4 separate regions of the Homo sapiens genome follow, and regions 2, 3 and 4 are each linked to region 1. Evidence: chromatin loops called from intact Hi-C (ENCODE). Cell type or tissue: B cell. All regions are shown on one strand. Each heading gives the region's core, and the rest is flanking DNA. Links, peaks and the distances in the headings are about the cores only. Region 1 has its middle 20 kb from the start of BTLA. Region 2 overlaps LOC105374042 (a long non-coding RNA gene). Region 3 overlaps SLC9C1 (solute carrier family 9 member C1). Region 4 overlaps BTLA (B and T lymphocyte associated).

Evidence for each region. Hi-C counts contacts between places; a loop is a spot of excess contacts. Peaks named below come from ENCODE experiments on the same cell type or tissue, not always from the same donor. Only the 100,000 strongest peaks of a DNase experiment are listed, where the experiment ranks them.
Region 2: a loop joins it to region 1, with 14 times the contacts of the local background. A loop is called at or near these places in 88 of 110 quality-filtered maps.
Region 3: a loop joins it to region 1, with 7 times the contacts of the local background. A loop is called at or near these places in 40 of 110 quality-filtered maps.
Region 4: a loop joins it to region 1, with 4 times the contacts of the local background. A loop is called at or near these places in 7 of 110 quality-filtered maps.

Annotation. Positions count from the first base shown.
Region 1 is chr3:112,516,370-112,522,649 of GRCh38, forward strand. No RefSeq gene overlaps it. Among named protein-coding and RNA genes, the nearest start is that of BTLA, 20 kb to the left of the region's middle. RefSeq lists an enhancer at 5,559-6,059. In B cell, for the core only: CTCF peaks have their summits at 3,222 (motif pointing left) and 3,426; DNase peaks (open chromatin) are centred at 2,812 and 3,212; H3K4me3 peaks cover 260 bases; H3K27ac peaks cover 1,795 bases.
Region 2 is chr3:112,324,272-112,330,551 of GRCh38, forward strand. LOC105374042 (a long non-coding RNA gene) reads left to right here. Exons shown (of 5, transcript NR_147411.1): 2 at 2,251-2,379; 3 at 3,340-3,423; 4 at 5,075-5,115. Among named protein-coding and RNA genes, the nearest start is that of CD200, 5.7 kb to the right of the region's middle. In B cell, for the core only: CTCF peaks have their summits at 3,289 and 3,488; a DNase peak (open chromatin) is centred at 3,300.
Region 3 is chr3:112,134,882-112,141,161 of GRCh38, forward strand. It overlaps SLC9C1 (solute carrier family 9 member C1), which reads right to left. Exons shown (of 29, transcript NM_183061.3): 29 at 6,017-6,280. It overlaps TBILA (TGF-beta induced lncRNA), which reads left to right. Exons shown (of 1, transcript NR_157393.1): 1 at 1-478. It also overlaps a transcript of C3orf52 not described here. Among named protein-coding and RNA genes, the nearest start is that of TBILA, 4.6 kb to the left of the region's middle. RefSeq lists enhancers at 1,687-2,206, 2,207-2,725. In B cell, for the core only: CTCF peaks have their summits at 2,406 (motif pointing right) and 2,606; DNase peaks (open chromatin) are centred at 1,370 and 2,420; H3K27ac peaks cover 46 bases.
Region 4 is chr3:112,461,995-112,468,274 of GRCh38, forward strand. BTLA (B and T lymphocyte associated) reads right to left here. Exons shown (of 5, transcript NM_181780.4): 5 at 1,972-4,389. The coding sequence ends at 4,114. Among named protein-coding and RNA genes, the nearest start is that of BTLA, 34 kb to the right of the region's middle. RefSeq lists enhancers at 1,521-1,660, 4,098-4,613. In B cell, for the core only: no CTCF peak of the experiment used is centred there; a DNase peak (open chromatin) is centred at 2,457; H3K4me3 peaks cover 1,822 bases; H3K27ac peaks cover 5,000 bases.

The DNA.
Region 1 (6,280 bases), core at 853-5,852:
ATACCTAATAATGTGACTATGTTTATAAATAGGGTCTTTAAAGAGGTAACTAAGTTAAAATGAAGTCAGTAATGTAGGCCCTTATCGAATATGATTTATGTCCTTGTAAGAAGAGGAATTTTGTACAGATATTGACACAGATTCTAACTTGACCAAACTTCAGTCAGGCTCCCTAACCTTCTCCTAGGCCCATCTGTGCACCTCCTTGTAAAATCTGCTTTATCCAAAAACTCATTTAGTAAGAACCCCTCTCCCCCAGTAGCTGATCAACCGTGACATCTGATCAAGTTCCTCATCCTCCACTATCCCACAGGTAATAAATCACCTTGTTCTGTTTTTAGCAAGAATCCTGTGAAGTTGGTTTAGCTGAAATCTTCCTCACCCCTGATGTTTCCTTTTAGTAATTTTCCATCCATTGACCCCCACCCTGCTCCTTGGCTATAAATTCCCACTTGCCCATGCTGTGTTTGGAATTAAGTCCAATCTTTCTCCCAGGCTGCAAAATCTCATTGTGGTGTTACCTATACCTATTGCAATGGTCCTGAATAAAGTCTTCTTCACTGTGCTTTAATAAGTATTATTATTATTATTATTTTTGCATTTCTCATTTTCTTTGTAACATATTAAGTGTGTTTGCTTTATGTTCTCTGTTTTACAATTTCAAGATCTGAACTTTAGTTTTTTATTTTATTTTACATTCCAGGGTACATAACCTGCAGGATGTGCAGGTTTGTTACATAAGTAAACACAGGTAAACATGTGCCATGGTGGTTTGCTGCACCTATTAACCCATCACCTAGGTATTAAGCTCAGTATACACTAACTACTTTTCTTGATGCTCTCCCTCCCCCAACCCCCACCGACAGGCCCCAGGGTGTGTTGTTCCCCTCCCTGTGTCCATGTGTTCTCACTGTTCACCTCCCACTTATAAGTGAGAACATGTGGCCTTTGGTTTTCTGTTCCTGTGTTAGTTTGCTGAGGATAATGGCTTCCAGATCCAACCATGTTCCTGCAAAGGACATGATCTTGTTCCTTTTTATGGCTGCATAGTATCCCATGATGTATATGTACCACATTTTCAATCTATCCATCTGACAAAGGTCTAATATCCAGAGTATACAAAGAACTTAAACAAATTTACAAGAAAAAAAAAACCCCATTAAAAAGTGGGCAAAGGACATGAACAGATACTTCTCAAAAGAAGTACAGCCAACAAACATATGAAAAAAAGCTCAACATCCCTGATCATTAGAGAAATGCAAATCAAAACCGCAATGAGATACCATCTCACACCAGTCAGAATGGTGATTACTAAAAAGTCAAAAAACAACAGATGCTGGTGAGGCTGTGGAGAAATAAGAACAGTTTTACACTGTTGGTAGGAATGTAAATTAGAACAACCATTATGGAAGACAGTGTGGTGATTTCTCAAGGACATAGAACCAGAAATACCATTTGACCCAGCAATTCCATTACTGGGTATATACCCAAAGGAATATAAATCATTCAATTATAAAGATACATGCACATATATGTTCATTGCAGCACTATTCACAAACAGCAAAGACATGGAATCAACCCAAATGCCCATCAACAAGCATTATAAAATAATTTTTTTCTTTAACAATATGCATACAGGAAGAACACCATGTGAACATGAAGACAACCACCTACAAGCCAAAGAGAGAGGCCTCAGAGGAAACAACCATGCTAACATCTTCTTATACTCTAGCCCCAAGAAATGTGAGAAAATAAATTTCTGTTGTTTAAGCCATTCTGTTCAATCTGTGGTAGTTTGTTATTGCAGCCTTAGCAGATTAATACAGTGATAAAAGCAAAAACTGTATCAATATATATAGCAGTGGCTTTCAAATTTTCAATATATATATAGCAGTGGCTTTCAAAATTTCAAATTTTTCACAATCTACAATATGAAATTAATTTTACCACTCTACCCAGTATGCATAGACAGACATAGCTGGAACAAAGAACAAAATTTTTTCTTGCTAATGTATGTTGATATTTTTACTTGTTTGATTGTATTCCATCATTTCATATTAAGAAAGACACAATAACTGATTTTGCAACTGATGAACTGGCCAAATGTTAAAAAATGCTAGATAAGAAATACTATTATTTGTTAAAACAACAACAAAGGCCCCAGCAAACTAGATTCTTTGGATAGAGGCAGAAGGGGCATTTGTGAGCATCTATTTTTTAACTTTTTTTTTTTCCAAAATAAAATCTTATGAGAAAATCCAATGTATCAAACAGATAAATGCTGAGTTACTTTGGTAGACAGTGGTGGGGAGAGAAGTGGAGCCTTCCTACTTATCCCTGACAGCCCTGATGCAGCTCAACAGCACCAATGGCTCTTGGGTACAGGACTTAAAAACCAAATATTTATTCCACTCCTCTCATTATTTAGAAAGGGGGACATTGGGGTAAGGGACAAAGCTGTTAGGAGGGCCAGGTGCAGTGGCCCATACCTGTAATCCCAACACTTTGGGAGGCTGAGGTGAGAGGATCACTTGAGCCCAGGAGTTCTAGATCAGCCTGGGCAACATAGAAGACCCTGTCTCTATAAAAATTTTTTTTAAATTTAAAAAATTTGAAAGATGTTAGGTGATATGGTTTGTGTCCCCACCCAAATCTCATCTTGAATAGTAGCTCCCATAATTCCCACATGTGTGGGAGGGACCAGGTAGGAGGTAATTGAATCGTGGGGACAGTTTGCCCCATACTGTTCTTGTGATAGTGACTAAGTCTCACAAGTTCTGATGATTTTTATAGGGAGTTTCCCCTTTTGCTTGGCTCTCATTTCTTCCTTGCTTGCTGCCATGTAAGACATACCTTTTCTCCTTCTGTGATGATTGTGAGGCCTCCCCACCCATGTGGAACTGTGAGTCCATTAAACCTCTTTTTCTTTATAAATTACCCAGTCTCGGGTATGTCTTTATCAGCAGCGTGAAAACAGACTAATACATTAGGAGATTGAGATTGCAAGTTCTAAGCGAGGATTGTATAGATATAGATGTACCATCATTCTTCAATAATTGGGGAAGTGAGAATCTCAAATATAAAAGAGGTCCATCAATAACATCCATCTCTTCTTTCCATTAAAATAAGAAATATAAAAGTAGAAATAATGCTTGGTAAATGTGACACATCTCCAGTAGGCTCATATACTAACTTAAATCTTGTGCTGTTCCATTGCCCTCTGCTGGATGTTCTTAGTATCTGTGGCCTCAAAACTAGAAGTTCTAGTAGTGGTAGTAGTCACAGCAATAGTGATTATTATCATTATTGTCATTTTAGCAGCAGCCATGTTGAGGTCAAGCACTGTGCCACATGCTTTACATCCAAATCCTCCTAACAACTCTATGGCTAGATAATGCTCTCTCATTTTGTAGATGTGGAACCTGGGGGTTCAGAGGTAAATAAACAAACCAAGGTTACACAACTAAAAGTAAGAGACCCGGGAATTAAATATTGGTTCTAAAGCCTAGGCCTTAATTACTTGCTGTTCATTAAACTTTCAATCTGTCAGCTGTGTTGGTGATAAAACTGGAATGATATTACTAGTTGGGATCTTTTGATTCACTGATTATTAACAATGGAATCACAACGATCTTTATTCTAAAAAGCCAAAAATTATTATCTTCCTAAAATTACCAAAAAGGAAAAGCTTACTCCTCAACAGAGCAGGAGAGCATGTTTTCAGAGTTTCTCAAAGTGTGATTCAGGAAACTCCTGCATTGGAATCACATGAGGTGCTACTTCAGGGCAGAAAATCCTATGCACCAGGATGTATTTTGGAGGTAGAGAGGACAGAGCTTGTTCCTGAGAGCTGGGATATGTGTTAGTGGAGTGAGTGTAGAGAGAAAGAGGAACAAAAGATGGCTCCTAAAATTTTTGGCTCAGGACAAATTTTGAGGAGAGTAGTGGCATTAACTGAGATGAGAAAGATTATTAGAGGAGCAAGGGTTTTAATTGTTAGTTCAGTTGTGGCAGTTACTTTTTTGGCAGCAGATATAAAACCAGGAGTTTGGGTTTAGATATTATATTTATGTTGCCATATAGGTAACCAAATAAAAATGGTAGAGCTAACTACAAATAACTTTTAAAAATTCAGATCTATATTTAAGATCTATTCATGTTGTTTCACGTGTATCTCTTTCTAATTGCTGCATAATCCTTTGTAAGTCTATCAGTAGTAAGAGACCAGATTACTTCCAACTCCCGCCACCACAACCAACACAGCAGTGAGCATCCTCCTATACAATCCTTTAAGGTCCTCTGCATGTATTCTTTTGTGGTATAAACTCAGGAGTGAGGTATACTCAATTGGATTCGATACTGCCAGGTTACTCCCTAAAATGGCTGTGCTGGTCTATACCCTATCAGCAGTGCACAAGAGTTCCTCTACCTTCACATTTCTTTGAATGCTAATAACTATCCAGCCTAATTTTTCACTAGATAAAGAGGCATCTTATTGTTTTAATACATATCTCTCTGATAAGTTTGAGTATCTTTACACACTCGTTGGACTTTTGGGTTTCTGTAAATTGCCTATTAATATTTCATTGTTTTTCTTTCTTTGCCATGTGATAACTACATATTTATGGGATATATAGTAGTATTTCAATATATGTATACAATGTGTAATGATCAAGTCAGGGTAATTAAGCATATTCATTATCTCAAACATTTATGATGTGAACATTCAAAATAAAAATCCTCTCTTCTAGCTTTTTAAAAAATACACAATATTTCCCTTACAGTGCTACAGAACACTAGAACTTATTCCTCCTCTTTAGCTATAATTTCGTATCTGTTAACGAACTTCTCCGTATCCTCTCCTCCCCACTACTCTTCCTTCCCCACTACTCTTCCTTCCCCACTACCCTTCCCAGACTCTAAAAACCACAATTATACTCTCTATGAGCTCTTTTTTGTTTTTTTGGCTCCTACATATGAGTGAGAACATGTGGTGTTTATCCTTCTGAGCCATCTTATTTCAGTTAACATGCCCTCCAGGTTCATCCATGTTGCCACAAATTAGAAGATTTCATTCTTTTTTATGGCCAAGTAGAATTCCATTTTGTGTATATACACCACCTTATCCATTCATCTTTTGATGGACATTTCATATCTTGACTATTTTTAACAGTGCTACAATAAACATGAAGGTGCAGGAATCTCTCTGATACATAGATTTTCTTTCCTCCGGATAAATACCCAGTAGTGAGATTGCTGGACTTTCTTAGCACTCATGTTAAAAATCATTTGAACATATAGGTGAGAAGTTATTCCTGGGCTCAAAAACAAACAAACAACAACAGACAACAGATAAGGATACAGCATGGGCCGGGCACGGTTGCTCACGCCTGTAATCCCAGCACTTTGTGAGGCTGAGGTGCGTGGATCACCTGAGGTCAAGGGTTCAAGACCAGCCTGACCGACAGGGAGAAACCCCCGTCTCTACTAAAAATACAACATTAACTGGGCGTGCTAGCGCATGCCTGTAATCCCAGCTACTCAGGAGGTGGAGGCAGGAGAATCGCTTGAACCCAGGACGCAGAGGTTGCAGTGAGCCAAGATCGCACCATTACACTCCAGCCTGGGCAACAAGAGTGAAACTCTGTCTCAAAAAAACAAAAACAAAAAACCAGCATGATTTCAGGAGCAGAAAGAGAATAACTTAAAAACCAGCATAATGAGAAAGTTAGGAAGCTTCTTACCAAAGCATCTGGAAGTATGCAAGAAATTCTTGTGAACTAAAATTTTCGTGCTGTACTAGCAAACACTACAACTCACTTATTCCATCTTTCTGTATTTTGGGACCCAATTATCCACTTCTCTTCATTCCCTATCCCACCCCTTTTCTTCCTAGCGTCTGCTAACCACCTTTATACTCTCCACCTTCCTGAGATTCCTTTTGTGTGTATGTGTGTGATGGAGTCTCTTTCTGTTGCCCAGGTTGGAGTATACAGGCACAATCCGGGCTCACTGCAACCTCTGCCTCCAGAGTTCAAGGGATTCTTGGGCCTCAGCCTCCCGAGTAGCTGAGACTACAGGCACGCGTCACCACGCATGGCTAATTTTTTGTGTTTTTAGTAGAGACGGGGTTTCACCATGTTGGTCAGGCTGGTCTCGAACTCCTGGCCTCAAGTGATCCGTGCAACTCGGCCTCCCAAAGTGCTGGGATTACAGGCCTGAGCCACCACACCTGGCCAAGATTTTCTTTTTTGTTCCTACATGTAAGTGAGGACATGTA
Region 2 (6,280 bases), core at 674-5,673, 190 kb before region 1:
TACCATGATCTTCTGCATTTTCAAATTAATGGGCTACATCTCAGGCTTCAGTAAGTTAAGGAAAACATGCACCTGTTCCACTGAAATGTTTCCTCTTTTGCCATGGCTGTATCCTTTTTAAAACAAATTCTTACAAATTTTGTAAGAAGACAAAATGAGTTACACAGTATCCTACTCCTCTCCCTTTTCCTAATTACTCTGGTGATTTCCTCTGAAAAATGTAGGCATGATGAGTCTAGGATCTTTGTGTCTGTCCCACTTTAGATGCCAAGCTTCATAAACAAAGCTGTAACAAATTTCAGTATTAACTATGGACTAACAGACTGATGAATATCAGTATATCACTTGGGCAAATGAAACAAGATTTATTTATCTGCAGGACATGTAAGGAAGTTCACAATCAGAATATACAGGAAAATGATCAGAAATATTCTTTTTTTTTTTTTTTTTTTTTTTTTTTTTTTTTTTTGAGATGGAGTTTCACTCTTGTTGCCCAGGCTGGAGTACAGTGGGGCAATCTCGGCTCAGTGCAACCTCTGCCTCCCAGGTTCAAGTGATTCTCCTGCCTCAGCCTCCCGAGTAGCTGGGATTAGAGGTGCATGCCACCACAATTGGCTAATTTTTTGTATTTTTAGTAGAGACAGATTTTCACCATGTTGGCCAGGCTGGTCTTGAACTCCTGACCTCAGGTGATCTACTCGCCTAGGCCTTCCCCAGCTCATGAGATTGGAATATGCCAGTTGAATAGCTTATGTATCTTCCATCAATCTACTAGCTAGATATCAGTTAATTTTACTTCTTACTGAAATACAAATGTCAGTAAAGAAGTTATCAACTAAGAAAATGATTCTTCCTTGCTTAGTTTTGTAACAAATATTAGCAATATAAATCCCAAATTCTGTTGAAATTCTTATATAAGGCTTTCTTTCTATGCATTGTTGTTGTTGACTTTAAGGATGTGTTCATATTTTACCACCAAACTCTTCACATTCATCCCCCTCCACCTATTTAGAATGACTATGTAGTATTTTCTTGAGAAAGACTATTGGTAAAATCTAGAAACTGAGACAAAACGATGTCTGAGCACTCAAAAATAAATGGCACACCGGATCACATGCACTCTCTAAATAACATTTCAGAGAAGAACTACTAAAAAAGATTTCTCTTTTCCTTCAATGGTAATGAAAATTCAAAGCAGCAAATTTAAAAAGAGTGAGAGGTTACTGTAAGCAGGAAAATTACAGCAGTCTGGCAATTAGGAAGAGGACACAAAAAAAGCCTACTGTGAGAAGACCTAAATATGCAAAATGCAAAATATTTCATGTTAACGTTAGCAAAAACTTACTTAAGGGCCAACATAAAGTGTATATGTTCATTTTTATATCATATCTAAGAAGAATCATTGACAATTATAGTGATGGCTTTTTGTTAATTTTAAATTGCGATAAAAAAATGTACATTTTATTCAGAGGGCTAAACGAACACATGTCAGTAACACAATTTAGTTACACTTTGGTCAAAGTAGCTATTTTTTAAAGTGTTGATGCCTGAAAAATTGTTTTTCTTGAGTGTAGGCACTCAAGTGAAAATTAAACTTGTTTCTCACTTTTTCCACTTAATCATGGTATATCTTTGAGTGATTTTCTTAACATCACTGAGACTGCGTTTTCTCATCTGTACCTAATAACTGCACTTACCCAGATAATGTGAATAAATGGTCCCTATAAAATGCTTATCGCATTACTCAGTACATTCATCTTGAATATTTATTATTATTATTATACATTTATTTTCTGAGTTTATTCCAGACTCTGGAAATTCCATTTTAGTAATATAGTCAGCAAGTGACATTATATTTTATTATTAAGCTTATTTATATATATAATTATAAATTTATATATAATTCTTAATAAAATTATTTATTAATTTATTATTTATTACATTATATTATATTTTGCTTAACCATTTTTCTGTGATAAATATTTAGGTGATTACCTATTTTTTCTTATTCTTGAGAATGTTAAGATTATATTAGATGTTATATATCTTTGAAGAACATGTAGGAGTTTGAATATTTGTTAGTTTTTTTAATAAAGTAAAATATGGCAAATCTCATTATAGTATTAATTTTAATGTCAAAGAGGCAAGGCATCTCAAAAGAGCATTACAGATTAAAGGTATCAAGAGGGCAATACAGTGTATAGAAAAGAAGTATAGTCACAAAGAACGTTTCTGATTTGTGTTTTTCAGGTACATCTAGTTCTTCTATTTGTCTACCTATAGGTGCACTCATAACATTTTAATTTATTTCATGTGTTGTCATCGTTATCCTCTGTATTACTCTGAGAAAGAAGATGTTACCTGTTTGTGAAAAAGAGGGTGAGTGAAACAGGGTTAGTTTCAATCATTAAAAAAAGAAATTCCAAGGGCTGTGGCAAAATCCGTCATGAAAAGAGTTGTTATGAAAAAACTCTTCCACATGCTTGGTAATTCCCGCAGTGAAGGGTATATCTTTTTTAAAGTGATAGTTTACTCTGGAATATTACAAAGGTAGGCTGTTAGTTATCATTAATACTTATGGTAAATTGAGTTTAAGAGTCTTTACTGAGGACAGGTTTTTGCACGAGAGAATATGGACCACAGACAACTGGTGGGAGGAAGCTCATTGAGAGGTAAAAAAAGGTAGAGACTGGAAGGAGATTTTTCAAAGAGACTATTGCAGTAGTTAAGATGAGAGTTGATGGTGGCCTGGACTAGAGTAGCAGCAAAGGGGACTGAGGGATTAAGGACAAGTTTAGGATAGCAAGATTTGCTGAAGGAACAGCTGTGGTAAAAGAGCAAAATATAAGAATTGTCCCGATGATTGTTTGCTTTTTGGTGTTAGATGAAGAAAACTTTTACAAATACGGGAAAGATCAGAGAAAGAATAAACTATGGAAAGAGAATCCAGAGTTCAATTTTGAACATGTTAATTTTGAAACGCCTATTTTACATCCAAAGGAATAGGTTAATTATCTCTATATATGAATCTGAAATATATGGAACATATAAGGACCAGTGGTTTAAATTTTAGAGTATAATGAATAGACTCTCCAAGGGGACAAATCATAGGTTATGACTCTCACTATTATAGAGTGGAAATAATCTGCAAGTTCTGTAATTGGAGTATTTTTATGCCCAACTAAGCATTTGAAAATATACTTTGGTCAATCTCAAGAGAATTTGAGTCTGAATCTCCCAATTTTTTACTCGTAGCATACTCTTACAATGTACTGCCATGAGGGGGAGTGTTTGGGCTGTATTCCTCTTATGGATACATTAATGTCGCTGTATCTCTAGGTCACAGAGTATGTGTGAACCAATACTTCATTTGAGACAGCCTCACATGGAGAATGCAATGAGCCATTCTCTTCTCACATACAGGTAAATTGGAAGGTTTGTGAATTTGTTACTGTTATTTTGTACACTTCAAATTTAAGATTTAACCTTCCAAATTAAATCATGCATTTGGTAGCAACAATTATTTTAGAAATAAATGAAAACAATGATTTGGTTAAATATATAATCAAATTTCATGAATTATTGGTTTCTAATGAGGTTATATTAATATTAATGTCTTTGAATATTTCTATTTATTCCCTGATTCAGATCCCCTCCCATCATCACCAATTGAATGACTGCTTTGATTTGCATTTTTTCAGATTATTAATAAGTATGAGCATGTATTCATATATTTGTTAGCCATTCAAGTTTCCCCTTCTGTAAAGTTCTTGTCTACATCTTCAAGTAATGTCTGGTTGGCTGTTTATATTTGCAAATTTTTTTTTTTTTTTTTGAGACGGAGTCTTGCTCTGTCACCCAGAGCTGGAGTGCAATGCTGCGATCTCAGCTCACTGCAACCTCCACTTCTGGGGCTCAAGTGATTCTCCTGCCTCAGCCTCCCAGGTAGCTGGGATTACAGGTGCCCACCACCATGCCCAGCTAATTTTTTGTATTTTCTTTTTTTTTGAGACGGAGTTTCACTCTTGTTGCCCAGGCTGGAGTGCAATGGTGAGATCTCGGCTCACTGCAACCTCCGCCTCCTGGGTTCAAGTGATTCTCCTGCCTCAGCCTCCCAAGTCACTAGGATTGCAGGTGTCCACCACCACGCCCAGCTAATTTTTGTTATTTTTTAGTAGAGAAGGGGTTTCATCATATTTTGAGGCTGGTCTTGAACTCCTGACCTCAGGTGATCCACCTGCTTTGGCCTCCCAAAGTGCTGGGATTACAGGCGTGAGCCACAGCGCCCCTTTTTGTATTTTTAGTAGAGACAGGGTTTCACCATGTTGGCTAAGCTGGTTTCGAACTCCTGACCTCAAATGATCCTCCTGCCTCGGCCTCCCAAAGTGCTGGAATTACAGGGGTGAGCCACCGCACCCAGCCAGAAATTTTTTATATCTTAGATCCTTTACATACTAGATATAGATTACTTCTCCCTGTTTGGCATCACTCTATTACATTTTTCAGTTATACTGTTAGGGGAACAGAAGTATTTAATGGAAAACCAAAAGTCCACTTTTTGTGGATAAAAAGTAGATGGATTTAACAATGTTAAGTCAAACTATAAGTTGTTAATAAGTTTGAGTTTGGGGCATTGATGTCTTTATAGTGGAATTTCCTTCAGCCATAAATATATTATCCATTTATTCAAGTCTTTCTAAATGTCTTTTAGGAAGGCTTTACAATTTTCTCAATGTAGGTGTAATTTTTGCTAGGTTAATTCTTTGGTACTTTTAATTTATTCACTATAATTAATGATATTTTAAAAAATTTCTAGCTGGTTATTATTAGTGGTTTAGGAACATTTTTGGATTTTTTAAGTTAACCAATATTTGGAAACTGTGCTAAACTCTGTATTTAAGTTTTTCTGTTGATTTTGATTGTTTTTCATGAAGTTGATTCTCTCTCTTACAACTAATGACAGTTTTGCTTCTTTCTTTCCAATCGACACCTCTTTTTATATTTAATACCTGCAATAACAGTTATCTTTTTCTTGTTTCCGATTTAAAAGACCATGTCTAAAATTTCCTTACAGTTGAATATGACATTTACTGCAGTTTGATCACTAAGCATAAGGTTAGGAAATATTTTCTTATTCTTATCTCCTTTGCTTTTATGATAAATATGTTGTTGAACTTAAGAAAAAATTTATTGGTACTTGTTGAGATAATCATGAATTTTTCATAGCAATTTACTAATATAATAAATTATACTGACAGTTTTCTAATGTTAAGCCATTTTGGAAATTGTTCTGCTTTATATTTATAAGTAAAAGAGGACTATAATTTTATTTTCTTGGATTATCCTTTCCTGGCTTTAAAATTAAAATAACACTAGCCTCAAAGAAAGATCTTAGTAATTTTATAATTCTCCCTTTTGAACATGAATAAGATAGATCTATTCCTCAACAATCCTCTAGGTCTGTTATTTATTTATTTATTTTGCAAAACAAGTCTTTGATTTTGATTTACTTGCTTACTAATTTATTGGCCTATTTAATTTTTAAATTTTTATGGCCAATTTGCCACTTTCAGAAATTTATTCATTTTGTGTAAGTTTTCATATTACTGTTCACAATATTGTTTTGTTATTTTTGCTATTTGTTGCATCAGTATTAATTCTCCCTTTTCATTCTATATTGTTACTCTGTATTACAGTAATAATTTTCTGAGTATTACAGAAATAATTTTCTGAGTATTACATGCCACCCGTTTGATCAATTAATCTCTAAAAAAATTATATTTATTCTATTTGTGTTCGTTTTTATTGATTTCTGCCTTTAGTTTTATTATTTTTTTTCTTCTCATTTTGTTGAGTTCCTTGTTTGCTTCTTTTGCTCAATATTGACATCTGATATAGTTAAGGTGATATATTAATTCTGAATGCTCCTTTAAATCTGTCCAATAATTTTAAATGTCATTTTTTTCTTTTTCCTGCAGACCTTTCTTTAAAAAAAATTATGTAAGCAAATTTCTTCTTTTTCAAAGGGTTTTTAATACAATGTTTATGCTTCATTATGGCTGGGAGTTTTTCCCCTTTTGTTCACTCTTCTGTGTCCCAAGTCTCTTTTAACCTAAAAATGTTGTTTTTAAGCTATTTTTTTTTTTGAAATAGTGTTTCACTGCATCACCCAGGCTAGAGTGCAGTGTCTCCATCATGGCTCACTTCAGCCTCAACCTCCCGAGCTTAAGCAATCCTCCCATCTCAGCCTCCTGATTAGCTGGGACTACAGACATGTGCC
Region 3 (6,280 bases), core at 516-5,515, 380 kb before region 1:
AGACTTAAAGCCTACCTTCTGTGACATTAGAGATAAGGTGAAACCACAGGAACAGAAAACATATTAGTGTTGCCAGGAGCAAAAGGTGGGGGAGGTGTTGACTTTCAAAGCACAGGAGGAAATTTTTTGTTGTTGTTCTTTATCTTGATTGTGTTAGTGCCCACATGACTGTATGCATTTCTCATAATTCACAGAACTGTATACTAATAAGGGTGCACTTCACTGCACATAAATGAATCTCAACAGACAAAAGGTTAAAAAAGAAAGAAATCTCGGGACAGGAATCATGGATTTTTGTATTATCCTTGTATTTGATGGTTGTTTCCAGTTTGGTCACTCATCTGTTTGTTCATTCCTTTAACAAGTATGTGTCGAGTGCCTACTATGTGCTGGGCACTGTAGGTTCAATGGTAAGAAAAGCAGATACAGGACTGCTCTTGTGAAGTTCCTTGAAAGAAATAAAACAAAGTGCAAAATATTTTATTGCTTGTCCTTGAGTAATGTAAAGGTCATATCTAAAACAGGCAGGAGAAGGATGGGGAGTGGGCTTAGAAGAAACAATTTCAGAGAAACTAGGGTACTAGCTGTGCAACCCCAGATTCATCTCACATCATTCTTATCCTTATGGCTGCTCTCCAAACTTCCTTTTGGCTCTGTGAGGGATTTCCAGGAGCACCTTATTAAAAATGGAAGATTTTATTATAAAAGATAAGCCATTATTGATCATTCACTTTTCTAAAAAAACACAAATGTGAGAATAAAATAAAAACACACAAGACTCACTAGCCCCTGCAAGACAGAAAGCAGCCCTGGACAGAGAGCCTCCTTATTATATACCTAATGCCTGAACTCACACATTCTAGGGTTTCATGTTTTGTTACCTCTTGCAAAGGATAGGAAACTGGCTAGAAAATTCATGTAAAGGAAGGTCACAACTTTAAAGCTATCTGACGCTAATGACTTGTATAATCTAGTTTGCAGCTCTGAGAGACAATATCAAATAAGCATTGTCAAATACTACTCCCACCTAACCTTTGCTGTCATTGTTCTTTGAAATTATCTTTGGGATTGGTTATGTTCTCTCACTGTAGCTTTCGTTTATCTCAGAGCACACACCCTAATGTCCATGTGCAGTCTCCATGCTCAAGTATTCCAGAATACAATTTTCTGGAGTCTAACTTCAGTTGACACCTGACTCCAAATTGCAAATCTACCTCCAACCAAAAAGAAATGAGAAATTAGTTTTTAAGGGCAATTAGCAAATATATTACAAAAATAATTTCAGATAAACGCTATGTGACAAATGGTGCTGTCAAGTCCTCTTATGTGAATACTAGTCATTGTTTGTCTTGAGAAAATGTGTGCAGTGGAGGATATCTTCTTGGCATATAAAAGGGGAAGATTTCTTTCTGTTTTAGTAATCTCTTTAGGGGATTGCCTGTGGTGTGCATTACATTCTGGTTGAATATTCAGAAATAAAAGTGTTTTCTTTCTCTTCTATTTTTGTGGTGAGGTTTTCTGAAATAGCAGGAGATTTTGCTTTTAATTCTATTTCCCCAATAGTAGCTCCATTAATTTTTTTCATGAATCCCTCATGTAATTGACTCTAGGAAAGATGTTAGGGTGGTAAATTTTCTTATTCTGTAAATATTTGAAATTCAGGAAAACCCTCCCATCAATAAATTAAATGAAGCATTGAAGTAAAAAAGAATATTCTTAACAAAGCTTATATTGAAAATCAGGTTTCCACAGCATATAGATCTAAGAAACCTGGGGGTACCCTTGTCTGTTTCTCCTATTCTCCTCTTTCAAAACCATTTCCTTTCCCAGGCTGGATAATTACAATAAAAAATAGAGTATGTGTTCCAAATTATTGAATGCTTCTTCCTTGTGTATGGAAAATCTGGGATGACAACCAGTGGTCTGCCATTTTGTGTACGAGAAAAAGAGGTATGTATGTGTGGGAGTCGGAAGGAATCTTGGTATACTATTATAACTAACCTCTCTCTTCCCTATTACCTTCAGAAAAAAAGAAAAACAATCAATCTAACCTAAAAGTGCCCCTTCCTCAGTGGCCTCAGCACATTTTGCACTACCTAGAGGCTAGCAGCAGGGGACCAGAATGTCTTAGCATTGTGAAAGAGAGACCACATGGACAGGGTGCTTAGCCAGTGAGTAGGGCTATTGTTGACTTCCCACCAGTATGAATGAACAGATCCTAGACCCTAGTTGGGGCAGCCTGAGCAGACACAGCCTGGATGCTGCTCCATGTGTGGCTTAATTAGTTCCACTATTGTCTAAAAGAGTCTTTGAGTCCAGAGAGCCATGGTAGGGTGAGTTGGAAATCAATCTGCCCATTGTAATTTAGGGGAAGGTTAGGAATTGCTTTCAAGCTTCTGTTTTACTCAGGCCGCTAGATGGAGAAGCTGAGCTGTGGAAGTGTTAGCTATCAATCACTTGTGTAAAGTAGCATGAAAGAGCAGGATATTTATAATAGATTTACTGCTGTAAAACTGACTCTGGACTATAAATAATATATCTCCTCTCCGTAAATGAGTAGAGCAACACACCCCCACACAAAGAAGCCCAGATAACAAATCTTTGAATCATAGATTCACTCTTTATTCTTCTCAGTGTTTAACTCCAGTGCCTAACACGTGTAAGAAACTACATTTCTAACACATGTAAGAAACCGTATGTGTTGAATTGGAAATAAAAGCCTGGATATTTGTAAGCAGATGATAGGGAAATCAGAGAACGTTTGGGTTGAGATCTTTAAATTTACTTTCCTATCCTTTGGCATTGCTGTAAAGAATTAATGACCAATGACTGTTTTGCTATATCCTTTGAAGATCATAGAAAAGTATAATTACAATAAGTATTTGTTGAGAGCTTTCTAATAATCCAGTAATTCTGTTAAATGCTTTAGATACAATTTCTAATTTCTTCATGTAAGAATTCTGTGGAATAAATACCATTTCCTCTTTGTTGTAGATGAGAACACCAGGCTCAAGTGACTTGCTCAAGGATATCCCAATAGGAAGTGACAGAGCTAAGATATAAGTTCAAACGGGGTGTGGATATATCTATTTGTTGTCCTATTTAATAAGTACTCATAGAAAGACGTCTTAGCTTGACTTTGAAACCTGGTCTACATCACTCCAATGTGTCAATAAGGAGCAGTATATTTGCATGTAGTGTGTCAAGGCTTCCCAGTTCTTACGCAGTTTTCACAATCTGGGCTGGCCTCAGCACAAGGCACGTTAGAGACCTTTAGGGTAAGAGTGAGTGATAAGAGTGATTCTAGATACTCCTGCAGTTTCAAAGGCCTAGATGGGATAATTCTAGCCCTAGCCCTAGCCCAAGCCCAGTCACTTTCTGGCAATGGTGAAATGAGGGAAGGGAATTAGGAGAACTAATTATACAGAAAGAAAATTATTTTGGGGCATTTTATTTTGGGAAAAGAAGTGGTTTATTTAAGATTTCTTACAGAACCAGGAGTCAAATAGCTTAGTTAAGACTTCCCTATTCTGCTTCCCTTTAAAAGAGGGCAAAGGCTGCATGGTGAGAGAGTACTGAGGAATCTTCCTGAATAGAACTTTCTACCTATATACTTTGTGATACAGAATATGAGCTGATTAGTGGTCCTAGCTAATGTCAGATAGTTGTGTGTTTGAAAACTGTAACTATTAATTGCTGCTATTCCATATAAAAAATATTTTGTTTTAAAGAGGAGATAACAGAGTTTCAGTAACTCTCTAGGTGAACGTTGGGGTTAGACTTTTGCTTTGTGGTGAAGAGATTTCAGCACATAGCTCCATTGGCTTTGCAGGAGCCATGGTAATCCAGAGATGATTGCCTAGAAACAGAATGGGAACTTTTTCAGTTCACTGGGAATGCTCTCCTAGCTGTAACCACCAGGAGGGTGGGACAGCACTTCTCTGAGAATAAATGACCCTTGGGAAGAATGTTTCTTCATTTGCAAAGTTTCCTGTTTTTCATTAGTAAAACTAATATAGAACATGGAAGATAAGTCAAATATCTGCAGAAAAAGTACAAACCAGGTTTAAGCATTATAAAAGTTAAAGAATAAAGCTAAATTACAAAAATATTCAAGGGTCAACAGACCAAGGAAAGCCTTTTATATAAAAATTTTAAAAGCAGACAATATTCTGGGCATTGTAAGCAAATAAACAGCTTTCCTCTGAAGAGCCAAATGAAAGTGAGCTCTAAGAACCTTCCTCAGCCAAAGTCTGTACATTACATTCTTTCAGGTAAAAACAGAGCCCTAGGCACACAACCCACCATGCCCTGAAGATGAGGCTGGTTATATACATCATGCATGGTACCAGGATTTTATATTCCAGTGTCTTGTGTAGTGGCCTTTTCCCACAGGGAGATGTTTACAATCCAGTACACAAACCTAGTCCATGACATTGACAATAACTAATATAATGGAGTGTATGCAATACTTCTTCAATGGCTTAAATTTCCATGATAAAATCTAAATAACTTAAAAAGCATTACACTGATTGTGCTTGGAGGATTTAAATCCATGTCATCATGCCTAGCTGTGTGACTTTGAGCAATTTATTTGTGTGCTCTAAGCCCCATTACTTCCTTGGCAAAATGGGACTAATGATGGTAAGTACCTCCCAAAATTCATATGATGACTGCATAAGCTAATGAGGGAAAAGCACTCAGAATAGCGTATCAGAAGACACATTAGGCTCTCTGTAAGTAACATTAGGCTCTCTGTAAGTAACAGCTACTGTTGGTGGAGAACACTTCTTCCCTCTCTAGGTCCTTGCTCTAGATCAAGGGCTGAAATCTCCATTGCCTTTATATTGCTGCCCATCTTCATTTTCTCATTTGTTCTACTGAAGTGCGGTGGTTTATTTGGTTGATGTATTTGGAAGTAGAGCCTGGACATTCTGTGTTAATCCCCTTCTTCTTGATACTTTTTGGAGTAAATTTACTCTTAGAAATCTTGCATTTTCTACTGTTCTCAGCTATGCATTAAGCTTAATGACAAATGCCTACAGCAGTCAATCTTTTCAGTTCTAGGGAAAAGAAGGCAACCACCTTATCTAATGTCAGCTCCATCAGTAATAATGGTGAGCTTGTGAATGTTTTAATCTCTATCTGCTTTAACCCTTTATCATAATTTTCAGTTGGTTCAGAACTCAGGAGAGGAGGGGTACTCATTAATGGGGTTCCTTAAACACTTAACAGCTGTCAGGTAATTATCACTGGGAAAAAACTGGTTAAGGTTAGTTTTGGAGAGAAGTGGTAGCAGTTTGATTTGACTTTGTCAACAGAAACAAACCAAGTTGTCTTTTCCACAAGGACACTTTTGTGACAGGAGTTGCCATACTTGGCTTCTAAAATGTGCCCACCACCAGTTATTTGGCATAGCATTCAGATTTCTAGACCCCCAGGTGGAAGTCTGACTCTGAAGACTTATCTTTAAATATATATTTTTTTTTTTTTGGAGATGGAGTCTTGCTCTTTCACCCGGGCCAGACTGCAGTGGTGCTATCTCAGCTCACTGCAAGCTAAATTTTTATTAATTCTTCAGATATCTATTTAGGGCTTACCATATTAGGGGGATATGTGTTATAACTTGTTTTCAAATCTCTGCTCTGCCTCTTCCTAGTTGTAAGATTTTCAGTTTACTCATTCATAAATTGGGAATAATTGTACTTACCTTATATGATTGTTACAAAATGAGTTCATCATAACTGTATGGCATGTGTTGTATGCCTAACATACAGAAAGCATGCACTAATTCTTCACTGTTAAGACTATTATCTAAAATTACATACTAGGCATTGTGCTTGTTGCTGTGAGTATAATGGTGAATAAAGTGATTACTGAAAGTTTCACTCAGGGCTAAGTTGCCTGATTCAGTCTGAATCAGTTTTCATTCCTCACTATTATAATTCTCTGAGAGCTACCGAGATGAGTGAAGTACAATGAGTGACAAAAATCAATACTTGGATCAAGAACAGCATTTAAACTATATTTTAATACATTTTATTTTTCATAAAGTGAACCAAACCATTATTGCTGTAAGAGCAATATGCAAAATATCTAGATGGCTATAAACTTATTTTCTGGCTTTAAGACTAAAATTTACTCTAAGATTTTCTAAAATGTTTTGTATATTTAAAATAACAAATATTTTAAATCAAGGAAATTTTGCAAAAAGTATATATGTTGAACTGCTGGTTTCAAGGTCCAAATTTCTTTTCTGCTTAGCACCAAGATCATCCAC
Region 4 (6,280 bases), core at 363-5,362, 55 kb before region 1:
TACTATTAAAAAGTCAAAAAATAAGACACTGGTGAGGTTGCGAAGAAAAGGGAACACTTATACACTGTTGGTGAGAGTGTAAATTAGTTTAACCATTGTGGAAAGCAGTGTGGCAATTCCTCAAAGAGCTGAAAACAGAACTACCATTTGACCCAGCAATCCCATTACTGGGTATATATCCAAAGGAATATAAATTGTTCTGTTTTAAAGACAAATACATGCTTATGTTCACTGTAGCACTACTCACAATAGCAAAGCATGGAATCAACCAAATGTCCATTAATGGAAGACTGGATAAAGAAAATGTGGTACATATACACCATGAAACACTATGCAGCCATGAAAAAGAATGAGATCATGTCCTTTTCAGGAACATCGATGGAACTAGAAGCCATTACCCTTAGCAAACTAAAGACTATTGCATGTTCTCACTTATAAGTGGGAGCTAAATGGCCGGGCGCAGTGGCTCAAGCCTGTAATCCCAGCACTTTGGGAGGCCAAGGTGGGCGGATCACAAGGTCAGGAGATCGAGACCATCCTGGCTAACAGGGTGAAACCCCGTCTCTACTAAAAAATACAAAAAAAAATTAGAAAATTAGCCAAGCGTGGTGGCGGGTGCCTGTAGTCCCAGCTACTCGGGAGGCTGAGGCAGGAGAATGGCGTGAACCCGGGAGGCAGAGCTTGCAGTGAGCCGAGATCACGCCACTGCACTCCAGCCTGGGGGACAGAGCGAGACTCCGTCTCAAAAAAAAAAATAAAAAATTAAAAAAAAAATAAGTGGGAGCTAAATGATGAGAACACATGGAAATATAGAGGGGAACAACAGACATTAAGGCCCACTAGAGGGTGGAGAGTGGGAGGAGGGAGAAGATCAGATAAAATAACTAATGGGTACTAATAGGCTTAATACTTGGGTGATAAAATAATCTATACAACAAACTTTCCATGACACTGGTTTACCTGTATAACAAATCTGCCCATGTACCCCTGAATTTCAAATTGAAGTTTTTCTAAAACCCTGCACACAAATGTTTAGAGCAGTTTTATTCATAATTGTCAAAACTTGGAAGCAACAAAAATGTCCTTCAGTAGATGAACAGATAAACTGTGGTACATTCTGACAGTGGAATATTATTCACCATTAAAAAGAAATGAACTATCAAGCCATGATAAGACATGGGGGAAACTTAAATGCATATTACTAAGTGAAAGAAGCAAATCTGAAAAGGCTACATGGGGCATGATGCCAACTGTACGGCACTCTGGAAAAGGCAAAGCAATAGAGGCAGTGGTTGTCAGGGGCTTGGAGGGAGTGATAAATGAGTAGAGCACAGAGGATTTTTAGGACAGTGAAACTATTCTGTAAATCACTATAATGGTGGATACAAGTCATTATACATGTCAAAACCCAAAGAACTGCAAGTGTGAACCCTCATGTAACCCATGAACTTTGGTTGATAATGACATGTCAATTCTAGTTACTGATTGTAACAAAGGCACCACTGAAGTACAGGATGTTGATGATGGGAGAAACTGTGCATGTGTGGGGGAAGACGGTATAGAAACTCTCAATGCTCACCGCTTAGCTTTGCTGAACCTAAAAGTGCTCTGAAAAAAGTTTATATATTTAGCAAAATAGATATGATCGCGCCAGAGAATTCATTCTGGGGACTAGATAGTTTTGGTTGGTGCACAAAACTGATCAAATAAACCACATATACCAAACCTAGCCTCTACTAGTTTTCTCAAATTGTGGACACTGGGAAACATATTAAAATTGGTTGGCATGTCTTTTAAAGATGATGATTAAAGAGCCATTTTCTAGACCTCCTGAATCAGAATTTCTTAGTGCTGCAAGTTAATAGTCTGCAGTTTAGCAAGTTATTCGGGTCGCTTTTATGTGTCAGGGGGTTTAAGAATCAGTATTCTATTCATGTCCACACATTTTGGGGTACAAAATCAGATGCCAAATTGATTTCAAATAAGTTTTAATAACTTTACCTTCTCATTGAGCACAATCACAAGCTTAAAATTTGTGAAAAACCATTAAATTATCTACATATTCTTTTTCTCAAACCCTCTATAAACTAATGAAATAAGCCATGTAAATAATAGTGAAGTAGAGTCATTTGGGAAAATGCATGTATGTCTCTGACACCATTTTGAAAAGGAATAAAAACATAAATGATTTGTGATTTTGGCAAACAGTACAAATATATTAATACATCTTAGAGATGAAATCATTATCAGCATTATCTTTACTATAAGACATACTAAGGATATTTTAAATAAGACAGAAATATTTTGCTTTTAAGTTTGAGAGAATCATGAAGGAACTGTTCAATTTCGTGTGTTCATCTGATAAGAGGACAGCTAAATGTATCCTCCCCATATTTCCTGTTTCTATTTTTAAGAATACCACAAGCAGCTATTCTAACATGTCTTTCTTACATAAGTTGTCCACAAATGCAGCCTGGCTAAAACAGCCTATCTCGAATTGGTTGCTTGAAATTCTAGGTGTAATTGGCAAAATAACAGTGACTCAAAAGAATATTTGCACCCCCAAATCTAAGGAGCTAAAACTTAATGCCAGTGTTACTTAAGAAAATCTCTCCACCACAAAACCTCAGTTTTGTCTTTTTGTATATATACCCCACTTGTATTCTAAACTCCATAATTTCACATATTATTTTCTTTAATGACCCATTTACTCTAGTATTTTGAGCTTCATAAGCAAACTGAAAATATAATGTCAATTTGATCAGTTTCTCGTGCACCATTTCTGTTGTCACCCACCCCACCTAACACACACACACACACACACACACACACACATCACATTCCTTTGTGCAGCAGCTCAGCTCACATATTTGTTGAAATGGATTTTAACCTTTGCTATCCACTTTGTATGAAGACTATTACATTATTCAGTAGCAGCACCTGAGAATTCGAATAGCCTCAAACTGTTGAATAAAATTATAGGCTATTTTTGAAATAGTTTAACTCAAGTACTTTGGAAAGTCCAAAAATCTGAATCCATCTTTTGCTATACTCTTAAGTGGCTGCAACCTCAGTATTTTAAAATAAATGATTAGCAAACTAAAATATGTCACTACAGATGATTTGCCCTGATTCCTTAGTAAGAAGAACAGCAAGATGCAGATGTGGTGAATGAAAGCAAATTGACCCCTACAGACCAATTAAATATTCTGGGTTTTCCTCCATTCCATTAATTGCACTTTAACTTGCTATCAAGTCAAGCATGAAGCAGTTTAAGCTATCTTCACTTGCCCAGTGATACCTATTCTGACTAACTTTTAAACTATTCAGATGCCCATAAGTATATTAATTCAGCAGCATTATGTCACATTCCTATCCATTAGTCTATGTGACCCAGTGAGTCTCTACTTTCCTCATAAATGTGCTATACGTTGACTGCTCCATTAATACCTATATTTGCTTATCAATCTAACAGAGTAGATATAAGCATTTGTTTGCCAGGTATGTGGAACATCTACCCTATATCCAATTGGTATATTCTATATTTTTATTGCACCATTTATTATTTTCATTTTCTTACATCAAGCCTAAAATGATTTCTCCTTTGCATTTAAGAAACACCATTCTTAGACTGACACAGCAAAAATTTCTTATTTTGGAAGACTGACTTGAAATATACAATCATTACTGTATTTATGGTTGGTTAGTCAAATTGGGACATTTTGTTTTCAAGAGTGTGTAGTGAACTGATGCAGGTAACACAAACCTCTTTTCCCTACAAGTCTTTCCAATAGCTTCAAAGGCAAGATCGAGTTTGTATATTGGGTAAAATGTAGCTAAGTTTAAACGTTCTACTATTCTGCTACTCATGATGTCAACCAGTTTTGGAGAGATTTTGTTATTCAAGGCTATAATATAAAAAGCTCCCAAATAAGTTTCTGAGAGAAATTTTAATCATTTATCCTATGGACCCTTAAGACCCAAGCACTAACATGAACATTTCTAAAGTAAAAATTCTCAAATTGAGAAATATTATTTGACATCCTGTTGAGCCCAGACAATGATGTCAACATGCTGATCATTCAATGGTCCCTGTTGGAGTCAGAAACAGACTTAACTCCTCACACATATGGATGCATATTCTGTTGGTGCTTCTTTTACATTTCTTGCCAGTCTTGAGTTCGGTCCAATGACAGAATGGTTCAGGGAAGCATAAACAATGCCTGGTTTGTTTTCTTCCAGGCATGGATTAGAATAAACTTCAGACCCTTCCTGCATCCTGAAACAAAGGTCAGGGTCATTATCATAAATTCCAGTTTCTGATAGCAGTACTTGGGAATTTTGCCTGGTGCTTGCTTCTGTTTGCTCACTCTTAAGGTGAGCATCAACCTACAATAGAAAAAAAGATGGTTTTAAGTGACACTTACGGCCATGGTAGTGCATATTCATTAGCAAACTATGAATGAAAAGCTTAAATGGAGTCATGTCCATTGTGAGAAATAATCTACTGTTCCTCACATACTCTGCTGACATCTACACTTTCAGCTAAATTTCAATTATTAAAGGATGAAAGGCTTGAGAATCACTATGTCACCCCTAAATAGTTATTTTGTGCTTTATTACTGGTCACTTTTGAGGTCACAGAACATTTTTTAATCCCCCTTCAAGATAAAAAGCATAGCCCAAATTGATGGAAAAAGCAAAAAATATCCTATGAAAACTTCAGGCAGTTTATAACATGATGAATAGTATTTAATGCAGTTTAGAATAAAAAGATTAAGGATAAAGCAGAACAAATACCCCCTAAGAGGGCAGAAACAATAAATATTATGAGTTAGCCAAGATATATTATTATAATTTGAGACCTTAAATTAAAAAATTGATGTCAGTTTTGGAAAGATAAAGCTTAGAAAAAGTTCCAAAACAGTATTCCAGTTGTTATTCCTATCAAAAGAAAATTCTTCTTTTTTTTTTTTTTTTTTGAGACGGAGTCTTGCCTATAGCCCAGGCTGGAGTGCAGTGGTGCGATCTCGGCTCACCGCAAGCTCCGCCTCCCGGCTTCACGCCATTCTCCTGCCTCAGCCTCCCGAGTAGCTGGGACTACAGGCGCCCGCCACCTCGCCCGGCTAATTTTTTTTTGTATTTTTAGTAGAGACGGGGTTTCACCATTTTAGCCAGGATGGTCTCGATCTCCTGACCTCGTGATCCGCCCGCCTCGGCCTCCCAAAGTGCGAGGATTATAGACGTGAGCCACCACTCCCGGCAAGAAAATTCTTACCGTTTCAAATATAGCCAAATATCTTAGAGCTTCTAAGAAAGAGGTGAATTTGTAAAAACAAAAAGTAAAATTAGTCCTGATGTTTTCTCACTCTTCAGTTATTTATTAGCCGCTCCTACCTATACAAAGGTTCACCTGACAAAGAAGATGTGTTCATTCTAGGGGCTATTTCAGTTTTTTAAATTCAAGTTTTGCCCATCGATTTCCGTTCTTGACATCTGGCCTAACTCCTTTAAGGTATCAAGTCCACTGTCTTTGAAAGTCAACATACTTTGTCTGGTCCTTTGTCATCCTCATTGTGATGTGTGCAGTAGGATGTCTATGGCAGATTTCCTTGGCAGAGCTCTATCATGCAAGCATGTCTGGCTTTACCCTGAGAAGCTATGTAAGAATTCCTGATACAGTGCCACCCTCTGATGTGGTGGCTGCCCAAAAATAACAGTAAGGCTGAGCGACTGAAAGAGGCAGAGGCTGCTTGGCTAAGATAAAAAGTACTCCCAACTCCACTGAAAAGAGCCTGGTTGAGGTCAGTAGGTGGCACACTAAAGAAGACTGTCAAGTGAACTGAAAAATAGCCTTTAGTCCTCAATATATCAACAAAGATCCTGTGATACTTTTCAATCTGTTTAAGCCTGTCAATTGGGTTCCCTGTCTCTCATCCCAAGAAATGGCTCATTTCCATGAAAAATTTTGTTAAAATGAATGGAGCAAAAGAAAATATAGTGCTCTGCAGCACCCCTGCTGTGGCACCCCGTCAAAGTGGCTGGGTGCCACAAGGCCAATGCACCACAATGTGGTGGATAGAGATGATAAAGCCAGAAACAGCAATCCCACCTTACATTCCTATGGCAGGTTACAGTATACAAAGCATTTTAAAATTTGTATTTATAGTATATGTTTAGATGTAATTCACATGCCATAAAATTCACCCTTTTAAGTGTACAATTCAGTGGTTTTTATTAGGCAAGCACTTTATACCCTCAAAGGACCGTTTTGGATTAA